2 separate regions of the Homo sapiens genome follow, and region 2 is linked to region 1. A link is an interaction called in ENCODE POLR2A ChIA-PET data of the cell type or tissue named here. Cell type or tissue: B cell. All regions are shown on one strand. Each heading gives the region's core, and the rest is flanking DNA. Links, peaks and the distances in the headings are about the cores only.

Evidence for each region. Peaks named below come from ENCODE experiments on the same cell type or tissue, not always from the same donor. Only the 100,000 strongest peaks of a DNase experiment are listed, where the experiment ranks them.
Region 2: POLR2A ChIA-PET joins it to region 1 with 5 read pairs; 20 of 35 experiments call an interaction of 5 or more read pairs at or near these places.

What each region holds. Positions count from the first base shown.
Region 1 is chr19:45,044,721-45,050,089 of GRCh38, reverse strand. All of the region lies in intron 2 of CLASRP (CLK4 associating serine/arginine rich protein), which reads right to left. It also overlaps the pseudogene RNU6-611P. Among named protein-coding and RNA genes, the nearest start is that of CLASRP, 8.4 kb to the right of the region's middle. RefSeq lists enhancers at 192-746, 4,025-4,319. In B cell, for the core only: a CTCF peak has its summit at 2,374; a DNase peak (open chromatin) is centred at 2,449; H3K4me3 peaks cover 1,149 bases; H3K27ac peaks cover 4,802 bases.
Region 2 is chr19:44,961,582-44,966,950 of GRCh38, reverse strand. CLPTM1 (CLPTM1 regulator of GABA type A receptor forward trafficking) reads right to left here. Exons shown (of 14, transcript NM_001294.4): 2 at 4,876-4,988. Among named protein-coding and RNA genes, the nearest start is that of CLPTM1, 8.9 kb to the right of the region's middle. RefSeq lists a silencer at 5,065-5,218. In B cell, for the core only: no CTCF peak of the experiment used is centred there; no DNase peak of the experiment used is centred there; H3K4me3 peaks cover 201 bases; H3K27ac peaks cover 770 bases.

The sequences.
Region 1 (5,369 bases), core at 166-5,165:
CAGACATGCCCCGTGCTTCTGCTCGGACCTCTGTGCTTCTGCTCCCCCGCTTATTTCAGATCTCCTCCTAAAAGCCGTCCTCAGTGACTCTATCTAAATAGCTCCCCACTTATCTACCCCAGCTCCTTCACTCTGTGGCTTTATTGAGAAGTAATTCATATACCACACAATTCACTCACTTAACTCCACTTGTTTTCTTTTGAGCACCCGCTACCACCTGCCACTGGACCTAATATTCATTCATCACCTTTCTCCCATGTTAGAACGTAACTCCCAGGAGGCAGGGCTCTGTTTTGGCTGCTATATCCCTAAAGCCTAGAACAGGGCCTGGCCCACAGCAGGCGCTTGAGAACACCCAATGAAGGAAAGACAGGAATAATCCTTACTAACAGATGAAGACTCTGAGCCCCTTCAGGAAAAAAACACCAGCTCCAAGTTTCCAAGCTCCTGCACATCCTCACTCTGTCTCCATCTCAGCCCTCAGCCAGCAGATGAGAAGGTGCAGTCCGGGCTGAAGGAGCTGAGTCACTCACCAGGACCACAGCTAATACCTGGCTAGTTTCAACCCCGCACTCACTATGTGCCAGGTGCTGGGCTGCTGTGACTCTCATTTCACACCTAAAGAAACTGAGTCTAAGGAACACTCAAGACCACAGGCCCAGCGAGGTGGCGCTGCTGGAGTCCAGCTACTCATGCTGCACCTCGCCTGCCTCCCTCGATTCCTTAGCTGATTCCTCAGCTGGGGCCACACAGCGCACCCAGCTCCCTCTGCCCTGGGACAAGCCAGCCAAGTCCAAGGCCAAGATCCCATCATACTCCTGAGGCTGCTCCAGGCCAAATGCCCAGTTCCCACAGCCAGGACTCATGGGACACTGTTTGCAGGACAGAATTTGGCAGGTACAGGGAAGCTACTGGCAGGGTCAGCTTCACAGAAAGGAATAAGCACTGAGCCGGGAGTAAACACCAGGAGTCCAGAGCCTGGTTCTGTTGGGAGATTCTGGAAAAGTCAATGAACCCTACTAAAAACCAGGCACTGTTTTATGTGCACTGTCTCACTCGAATGTCCCAACCATGGAAGAAACATACTATTCTTTTTCTTTTTTTGAAACAGAGTCTCGCTCTGTCACCCAGGCTGGAGTGCAATGGCGCGATCTCGGCTCACTGCAACCTCTGCCTCCCAAGTTCAAGGGATTCTCCTGCCTCAGCTTCCCGAGTAGCTGGGATTACAGGTGCCCGCCACCACGCTTGGCTAATTTTGGTATTTTTAGTAGAGACAGGGCTTCACCATGTTGGCCAGGCTGGTCGCTAACTCCTGACCTCGTGATCCGCCTGCCTCGGCCTCCCAAAGTGCTGGGATTACAGGCATGAGCCACCACGCCCAGCTGGTACTATTCTTATGCCCATGTTACAGATGAGTAAACTGAGGCTCAAAGCCATGGGGTCCACCTGCCTGACATTAGGAATAAGCAGAACTAGGATTCAAACCCAGATGGGCCTGGCTACAAAATCTGCTTCTTTTTATTTATTTGCTTTTTAAGAGTAATTTTTTGTTTGTCTGTTTTGAGACAAGAGTTTCACTCTTGTTGCCCAGGCTGGAGTGCAATGGCATGATCTCGGCTCACTGCAACCTCCGCCTCCCAGGTTCAAGCGATTCTCCTGCCTCAGCCTCCCGAGTACAGGCATGCACCAAAATGCCTGGCTAATTTTTTGTATTTTTAGTAGAGACGGGATTTCACCATGTTGGCCAGGCTGGTCTCGAACTCCTGACCTCGTGATCCACCCGCCTCGGCCTCCCAAAGTGCTGGGATTACAGGCATGAGCCACCACGCCCAGCAGGTACTATTCTTATGCCCATGTTACAGATGAGTAAACTGAGGCTCAAAGCCATGGGGTCCACCTGCCTGACATTAGGAATAAGCAGAACTAGGATTTGAACCCAGATGGGCCTGACTACAAAATCTGCTTCTTTTTATTTATTTGCTTTTTAAGAGTAATTTTTTGTTTGTTTGTTTTGAGACAAGAGTTTCACTCTTGTTGCCCAGGCTGGAGTGCAATGGCATGATCTCGGCTCACTGCAACCTCCGCCTCCCAGGTTCAAGCGATTCTCCTGCCTCAGCCTCCCGAGTACAGGCATGCACCAACCTGCCTGGCTAATTTTTTGTATTTTTAGTAGAGATGGGATTTCACCACGTTGGCCAGGCTGGTCTTCAACTCCTGACCTCAGGTGATCTGCCTGCCTCAGCCACCCAAAATGCTGGGATTACAGGTGTGAGCCACCACATCTGGCCAAGAATAATTTTTTTATTGTGGTAGAAAACATTTACCATCTTAACATTTTTAAGTGTACAGTACAGTAGTAGTAACTACATCCACCCTGTGGTGCAACAGAGCTTTAGAACTTTTTAAATCTTACAAAACTGAAACAAAACTGAACTTCCCCTTTCCTCCTCCCCCCATCCCTGTCAACCTGCACTGTATTTTCTTTTTCTGAGGGTTTGACTTTTCTTTTAGGTTTTTTTTTCTTTACCAAAAATACAGAAGGTTTCACGAATTTTTGTGTCATCCTTGCACAGTGGCCATGCTAATCCCCGTATCGTTCCAATTTTAGTATATGTGCTGCCGAAGTGAGCTCCCTTCCTCCCTTCCTCTCTCTCTCTGTTTTTTTTTTTTTTTTTTTTGAGATGGAGTCTTGCTCTGTCACCCAGGCTGGAGTACAGTGGTGTGATCACAGTTCACTGCAGCCTGGAACTCCTGGGCTCAAGCAAGGTTTAACTATTTTAGATACTTATCAGCGGATCATACAATACTGTCTTTTTGCGACTGGCTTATTTCACTTAGCATAACATCTTCAGGGCTCATCGATATTGTAGCATAGGACAGGATTTCTTTCTTTTTTAAGATTGAATAATATTGCGTTATGTGTAGAGACCACATTTTCTTTCTCGATGTATCCCTCAATGGACATTTAGCTTGCGTCCACCTCTTGGCTATTGCTAATAATGCTGTAATGAACATAAGTGTATAAGTACCTCTTCAAGATCCAAAATCCACTTTTTTTTTTGGAGACAGAGTTTTGCTCTTGTTGTCCAGGCTGGGCTGCAATGGCGTGATCTAGGCTAACCACAATCTCTGCCTCCCGGGTTCAAGCGATTCTCCTGCCTCAGCCTCCCAGGTAGCTGGAACTGCAGGCATGTGCCACAACGCCCAGCTAATTTTGTATTTTTAGTAGAGATGACGTTTCTCCATGTTGGTCAGGCTGGTCTCAAACTCCTGACCTCAGGTGATCTGCTCACCTCAGCCTCCCAAAGTGTTGGGATTACAGGCGTGAGCTACCGCGCCCGGCCCAAAACCAACTCTTAACCACTGGATTATCCTGTCTCTAGGATCAGATTGTGTCAGAGGAGTTCATGAAGTTACTCATTCATTCATTCATTCATTCAACTGTTAAGCAGACCTTGTGCTAGGGTATGGCAGTAACTGAGATAGCCCTGGCCCTGCCCTCATGGGCTCACAGTCCAGTGTGGGACACAGACTTGTCCCCATACAAGGACAACCTAGAGTGGACAGCGCTGAGATGGGGGCCCACAGGGGGAACACCTGACCCAGACTTGGGGGTCAGTCTGGAGCTTCCTGGAGGAGGCGACGCCTGAGCTGCGACCTGTTTACTTCTTATTTCCGTATCAACAGAGGATTCTGTTTCTTTATCCAAACCACTGATTAAAAAGGAAAGTTGACAAGGACAGAAGCAATGACAGAACCGGAGTCTGCTTGGGACTGAAGACAGGGAGAGAAAGCAGGCACCAACGACAAATCAGGAAGACAGAAACCAACTGCATCTGGACATACTCATTCAGCCTGCCACAATCTACCGCAGCTTCACTGACACTCGCTCCACAGCCTCTGCTCTCGGCCCAAGGCTGAGATGAGAGTCCCCTCCTCAAAGCAGCCATCAGCCACGGCCCAGCCATACTCCACAGCTTGGCAGCCCAGATCGGAATGCAGGTCACGTTCACATACAGGGACAAAGGCCGCTTGTACAGGCCTGCACCACAAAGCACCCATAGACATTGGTTCTTTGAGCTCTTCCCCATTATCCAGTGAGAGGGGTTGGTCGTCACCACTGTCCTGAGGGGGAATACAATGCAGCAAGCTTCCCTGCTAACAGGGAGGGGGCCTGGAGTCTCAGCTCCAGCCTTCCTTCCTCTGCACCATCCCTCCACCTGGATCCAAACTCCAGTTCTATCAGCAACAGTAATGTCAATAACAAGAGCTAATATTTACTGAGCGATAGCGACGCTGGCCAGGCTGCTCTCAGTGGTCCATGTGTCCAACACTCCAACAACATCGAAGGACATGCTCTTGTCTCCACTGTTAGTGGCAAACCATTAATTGGCAACCAACATCTATTCCCTTTGCTACAACAGTAACAGAACTCCAAATATATCTGGTCAGGGCGACCCAAAATAAAGTCTACACCTCTTAGCCTTCCTCACGGCTGTTCATAAGACTACTTCCTGGTCAGCAGGGGAGGAGTGGAAATGTTACGGGAAAACATCCCGAAACTTTTTTTTTAAAGACAGGGTCTTATTCTCCCACTCAGGCTGGAGTGCAGTGGTACAATCACAGCTCACTGCAGCCTCCACCTCCTGGGTTCAAGAGATTCTCCCACCTCAGCCTCTTGAGGAGCTGGGACCACAGATGCACGCCATCATGCCCGGCTAATTTTTGTATATTTTGGTATAGACGGGGTTTCACCATGTTGTCCAGGCTGTTCTCGAACTCCTGGGCTCAAGCAGTCCTCCTGCCTCGGCCTCCCGAAGTGCTGGGATTACAGGCGTGAGCCACTGCACCTGGCCTAGAAACTTTCTCAACAAATGGCATGAGCGCTTTGCCCCTTTTCCTCCCTTTTTCCTCCCTGCTGGATAGAATGAAGACATGATGGCCAGAGCCTCTTAGACCTCGATGCAACACTAGGAAGAGAAGCTGTGCCCAGGAGAACAAAACAGAAGCGGCTTAGGTCCCCGAGCTAACTGGTTACCTCTTGGCTTTTCTGTGGCTAAGAAATAAACATCTATCTTGTTTAAGCCACTGACGGATGCTCTAGGTTTGTTAGAGCCAAAGCTGATTGTCCATGTGACATCCTTTCACATGTGGAAGAGGAAATGGGCTCAGGGAGGCAGTCACTTGCCCACGTCACACTATAGATAAGTGGGATCGCTAGAATTTGAACCCAGAGCCCCATGACTCCCAAATTCTAAGGACTAACCATGATGGGATCTCACCTCCTGGCTGTGTTGCCTTGGGCAAGTCACCTCACCTTTCTTTTTTGAGACAGGGTCTCACTCTGTCACCCAGGTTCCAGTGCAGTG
Region 2 (5,369 bases), core at 70-5,069, 83 kb after region 1:
AGAATGGCGTGAACCTAGGAGGCGGAGCTTGCAGTGAGCCGAGATCGCGCCACTGCACTCCAGCCTGGGCGACGGAGCGAGATTCTGTCTCCCAAAAAAAAGAGAGAGAGAGAGAGAGATGGGGGTCTTACTGTGTTGCTCAGGCTTTTTTTTTTTCCACGTTGAACAACAAAAGGAATCATGGCCAACATTGTCTGTGTGCGTGCCAGCTCCTGCACCCCTCAGTTGACATGAATTCTCTTGGAATCCTTCTGATGCACCCTGAGCTAATTGTCAAGATTCCCTGTCTGTGAGGTGGAAAATGAGGCTCAAGAAGGGTGATAACCTGACCAGGCCACAGAGCTCAGAGGTGGCAGGGCTGAGATGTCAGCAGGGCTGTGCTCTTACACGCTATCTGACACTACCTGCCCCCCGCCTCCTAACTTTTCTCTATTTTAAACAACTCTATCTGTGAGCATCTATATATAATCCCATTTAGGGCCAATTACAAAAATGTGTGCCTATGGGATGGCCACCAACACATTACACTTTTTTATTTTTGAGACTGTGTCTCGCTCTGTCACCCAGGCTGGAGTGCAGTGGCGGCATCTTGGCACACTGCAAGCTCCGCCTCCTAGGTTCACGCCATCCTCCTGCCTCAGCCTCCCGAGTAGCTGGGACTATAGGCGCCTGCCACCATGCCCGGCTAATTTTTTATATTTTTAGTAGAGATGCAGTTTCACTGTGTTAGCCAGGATGGTCTCGATCTCCTAACCTCGTGATCCACCCACCTCGGCCTCCCAAAGTGCTGGGATTACAGGCGTGAGCCACCGCGCCCGGCCCACATTACACTTTTTCATTAGCTTTTTCTTTTCACTCTTCGTATTGTTTGAACTACTTAATTTTGTAAAATAAACACTCATAATTTATAAGCTAAGGGAAACCAGTAATAAGATTTTATGGAAGAGATAAGTAGCTGCCCCCCATAACCACTCTCCTCTTCTTCCTCAGTAATAGGAGCCCTGCTTTCCAGCAGGGTGCTCAGTTTCCCAGATTAAAGACCACATTTCCCAGCCTCCCGTGCAGCTGGCCATGGCCATGTGAAGACATTCTAGCCAAAGGAATGATTGTTTTATTTTTTTATTTTTGTTTTATTTTTTGAGACGGAGTCTCGCTGTCGCCTAGGCTGGAGTGCAGTGGCACCACCTGGGCTCACTGTAAGCTCCGCCTCCTGGGTTCACACCATTCTCTTGCCTCAGCCTCCTGAGTAGCTGGGACTACAGGCGCCCGCCACCACACCTGGCTAATTTTTTTGTATTTTCAGTAGAGACGGCGTTTCACTGTGTTAGCCAGGATGGTCTCGATCTCCTGACCTCGTGATCTGCTTGCCTTGGCCTCCCAAAGTGCTGGGATTACAGGCGTGAGCCACCGCGCCCAGCCATGATTGTTTTATTTTTATTTTCTCTTTTTTTTTTGAGACTCAGTCTTGCTCTGTCGCCAGGCTTGAGTGCAGTGGCACGATCTTGGCTCACTGCAACCTCTACCTCCCAGGTTCAAGTGATTCTCCTGCCTCAGCCTCCCGAGTAGCTGGGACTACAGGCTTGTGCCACCACACCCAGCTAATTTTTGTATTTTTAGTAGAGATGGGGTTTCACCATATTGGCCAGGATGGTCTCGATCTCTTGACCTCATGATCTGCCTGCCTCGGTCTCCCAAAGTGCTGGGATTGCAGGCGTGAGCCACCGCACCTGGCGGGATGATTGTTGTAAACATCTCTGCTGTGCAATTCCTTCTATCTCATAAGTAGGGAAGCTGATTGCCTAACTGCATGGTGTGGTCTCTTATTTTGCTAAAATACATCTCCAAAAAGCAAAAAAAAAATAAAAGGAATATCTATTTTGCAGAGGAGTAAACAAAGGCTCAGAGCAAAGAAGGTGACTGTCACTAGGTCTAGGCAGGAAGGATAGAACCCAGTGCCAAGCATATTCCCCCGCCACCACCCAGCATCTCCCCAGGGCCTCAAACAGAAGCTGGGCTTTGAAAAAACAGGCCCTGGGGTCCCACTGCCCAGGAATAGCATGTGAACCCACAGGTAAAAGGGTCACCACCAGGCAGTCACAGAAGGACAAATGCTGTCTGATTCCACATACAGGAGCTAACTAGAGTAGTGAAAGAGAGACAGGAAATAGAAAAGTGGCTGCCAGGTGTTGCAAGGAGGAAGAAATGGGAAGCTTGTGTCTGATGGGTATGGAATTTCAGTTTGGGAAGAGTAAATTCTCGGGATGGATAATGGTGATGGGGGCACAACAGTGGAGATGTACTTAATGCCACAGGACTACATACTTAAAAATGGTTAAAATGGGCCAAGCGTGGTGGCTCACGCCTATAATCCCAGGACTTTAGGAGGCTGAGGCGGGTGGATCACCTGAGGTCAGGAGTTAGAGACCAGCCTGGCCAACACGGCAAAACCCCATCTCCACTAAAAATACAAAAATTAGCCAGGCGTGGTGGCAGGTGCCTGTAGTCCCAGCTACTCAGGTGGCTGAGGCAGGAGAATCGCTTGAACCCAGGAGGCAGAGACTGCAGTGAGCCGAGATTGCACTACTGCACTCCAGCCTGGGTGACAAAGTGAGACGCTGTCTCAAAAAAAAAAAAAAAAAAAAAAAAAAAAAAGGTTAAAATGAAAACATAGGTTAAAATGGTAAATTTGATGTTATGTGCAGATGTGGGCTGAATCATGTCTCCCAAAATTCATATGTTAAAGTCTCAACCTTCAGTACCACCGTGACTAGATTTAGAGACAGGGTCCCCCCAACTTTTTTTTGCGATAAGGTCTCACTCTGATGCCCAGACTGGAGTACAGTGGTGTGATCTCGGCTCACTGCAGCTTCAACTTCTGAGGGTCAGGCAGGGCCCAGTGGCTCACGCCTGTAATCCCAGCACTTTGGGAGGCTGAGGCGGGTGGATCATGAGGTCAGGAGTTCGAGACCAGCCTGGTCAACATAGTGAAACCCCATCTCTAATAAAAAAAAAAAAAAGCAAAAATTAGCTAGGCACTGGGTGCAGTGGCTCACGCCTGTAATCCCAACACTTTGGGAGGCCAAGGCGGGCAGATTGCCTGAGGTTGGGAGTTCGAGACCAGCCTGACCAACATGGAGAAACCCCATCTCTACTAAAAATACAAAATTAGCTGGGCATGGTGGCACATACCTTAATTCCAGCTGCTCAGGAGGCTGAGGCAGGAGAATCGCTTGAACCCAGGAGGTGGAGGTTGCAGTGAGCTGAGATCGCGCCACTGTACTCCAGCCTGGGAAACAGAGCGAGACTCCATTACAAAAATAAAAATAGGCTGGGTGCGGTGGCTCACACCTGTAATCGCAGCACTTTGGGAGGCCAAGGCAGGCGGATCATGAGGTCAGGAGATAGAGACCATCCTGGCTAACACGGTGAAACCCCATCTCTACTGAAAATACAAAAAATTAGCCAGGTGTGGTGGCGGGTGCCTGTAGTCCCAGCTACTCGGGAGGCTGAGGCAGGAGAATGGCGTGAACCCGGGAGGCGGAGCTTGCAGTGAGCCAAGATTGTGCCACTGCACTCCAGCCTGGGCGACAGAGCGAGACTCCGTCTCAAAAAAAAAAAAAAATACATAAAATAAAAATAAAAAAATTTCCAAGGCTCAAGTGATCCTCCTACCTCAGCCTCTTGAATAGCTGAGACTACAGGTACGTGTCACCATACCTGGCTTTTTTTTTTTTTTTTTTTTTGAGATGGAGTCTCACTCTGTCCCCAGGCTGGAATGCAGTGGCACGATCTCAGCTCACCGCAACCTCTGCCTCCTGGGTTCAAACGATTCTCCTGCCCTCAGCCTCCTGAGTAGCTGGGACTACAGGCACGTGCCACCACACCCAGCTAATTTTTGTATTTTTTTTGTATTTTTTATTTTTTTTGAGACGGAGTCTTTCTCTGTTGCCCAGGCTGGAGTGCAGTAGCGCGATCTCAGCTCTCTGCAAGCTCCGCCTCCCGGGTTCACGCCATTCTCCTGTCTCAGCCTCCGGAATTTTTTTATTTTTAGTAGAGATGGGGTATCACTATGTTGGCCAGGATGGTCTCGATCTCTTGACCTCGTGATCCACCCGCCTCGGCCTCCCAAAGTGCTGGGATTGTAGGTGTAAGCCACCGTGCCCAGCCAGATTTTTTTATTTTTAGTAGAGACAGGGTCTTACTATGTTGCCCAGGCTGGTCTCAAACTCCTGGGCTCAAGCAGTCCTTCCAACCTGGCCTCCCAAAATGCTGGGATTATGAGGGTGAGTCATTGTGCCTGGCCCAGATAGGGTCTGTAAAAAAGTAAGGTTCAGTGAGGTCATTATGGTGGGTACTAAGCCAGTATGACTAGTGTCCCCATAAGAGGAGCTTAGGACACAGACACACACAGAGGAAAGACCACATGAAGACACAGGGAGAAGACGGCCTTCTGCAAGCCCAGGAGAGAAGCCACAGAAGAAACTGCCCCTGCCCACAGCTGGATCCTGGACTTCCAGCCTTCAGAACTGTAAGACAATGAATTTCCTATTTCAGTTGTTTAAGCTACTCCGTCTATATTACTTGATACAAGGGCCCTAGCAAACTACTTCAGTATTTTTTGTGTTTTTATTTTTTCACAAATCAGGTAGCCCCCCAAAAACCAGAACAGGTTCAGGGAGACTCCCTACTTCAGTATGTTTTACCAGAGTAAAAAAAAGGTTTAGAAAACATTCCATCATACAAAAAAAAAAAGAAAAAAAGCAACTCTACCATACAGTAATGATCACCATCCTCAGCTGATCAGCTGACTTTTCCTTTCTTCCTTATTTTTATTTGAATGTTTTCGGTGAACAAACCCAAGTCCCGTCTGCTCACCTAAACAGCACACCTTTGATGACCTGCCAGGCATTGGGTGCCGGCTGGGCCGGTGGGTTCTGAGGCTGGGTCTCCGCTGGCGGGTCCCTCCCGATGCTGCCATTGCTGGTCACCTGTGGGGGACAGAGGCCAGGGTAAGGAGGGAGAATGGACACGGGGGCTGTCTTAGACACCATCATGCATGAAGGCCAGGCACAGGCTGGGCAAAGAGTGGGTGCTTATCAATAACTGGAGAATGAATCAGTGAAAACACCTGGGAAGGTGCGGTCCTCTTCTTTTAGGAGGAAAACACTCGCAGAGCACCTCTGTGACCTAGGGACAGTGGTGACCTAGAGAGTCTTTTGCTGTCCTCCTGGGGTTTAACAGCCCGGTGGGGGAGAAAGATTCATCTCTAGACAGTGACTGTCCAGAACGGGGCAGGAATGCAGGAGCCCTGAGAGGCACCTGGTCCAGTCTAGGGTTCGGGGCAACTTCCTGGAGAAGGGGGCATTGAA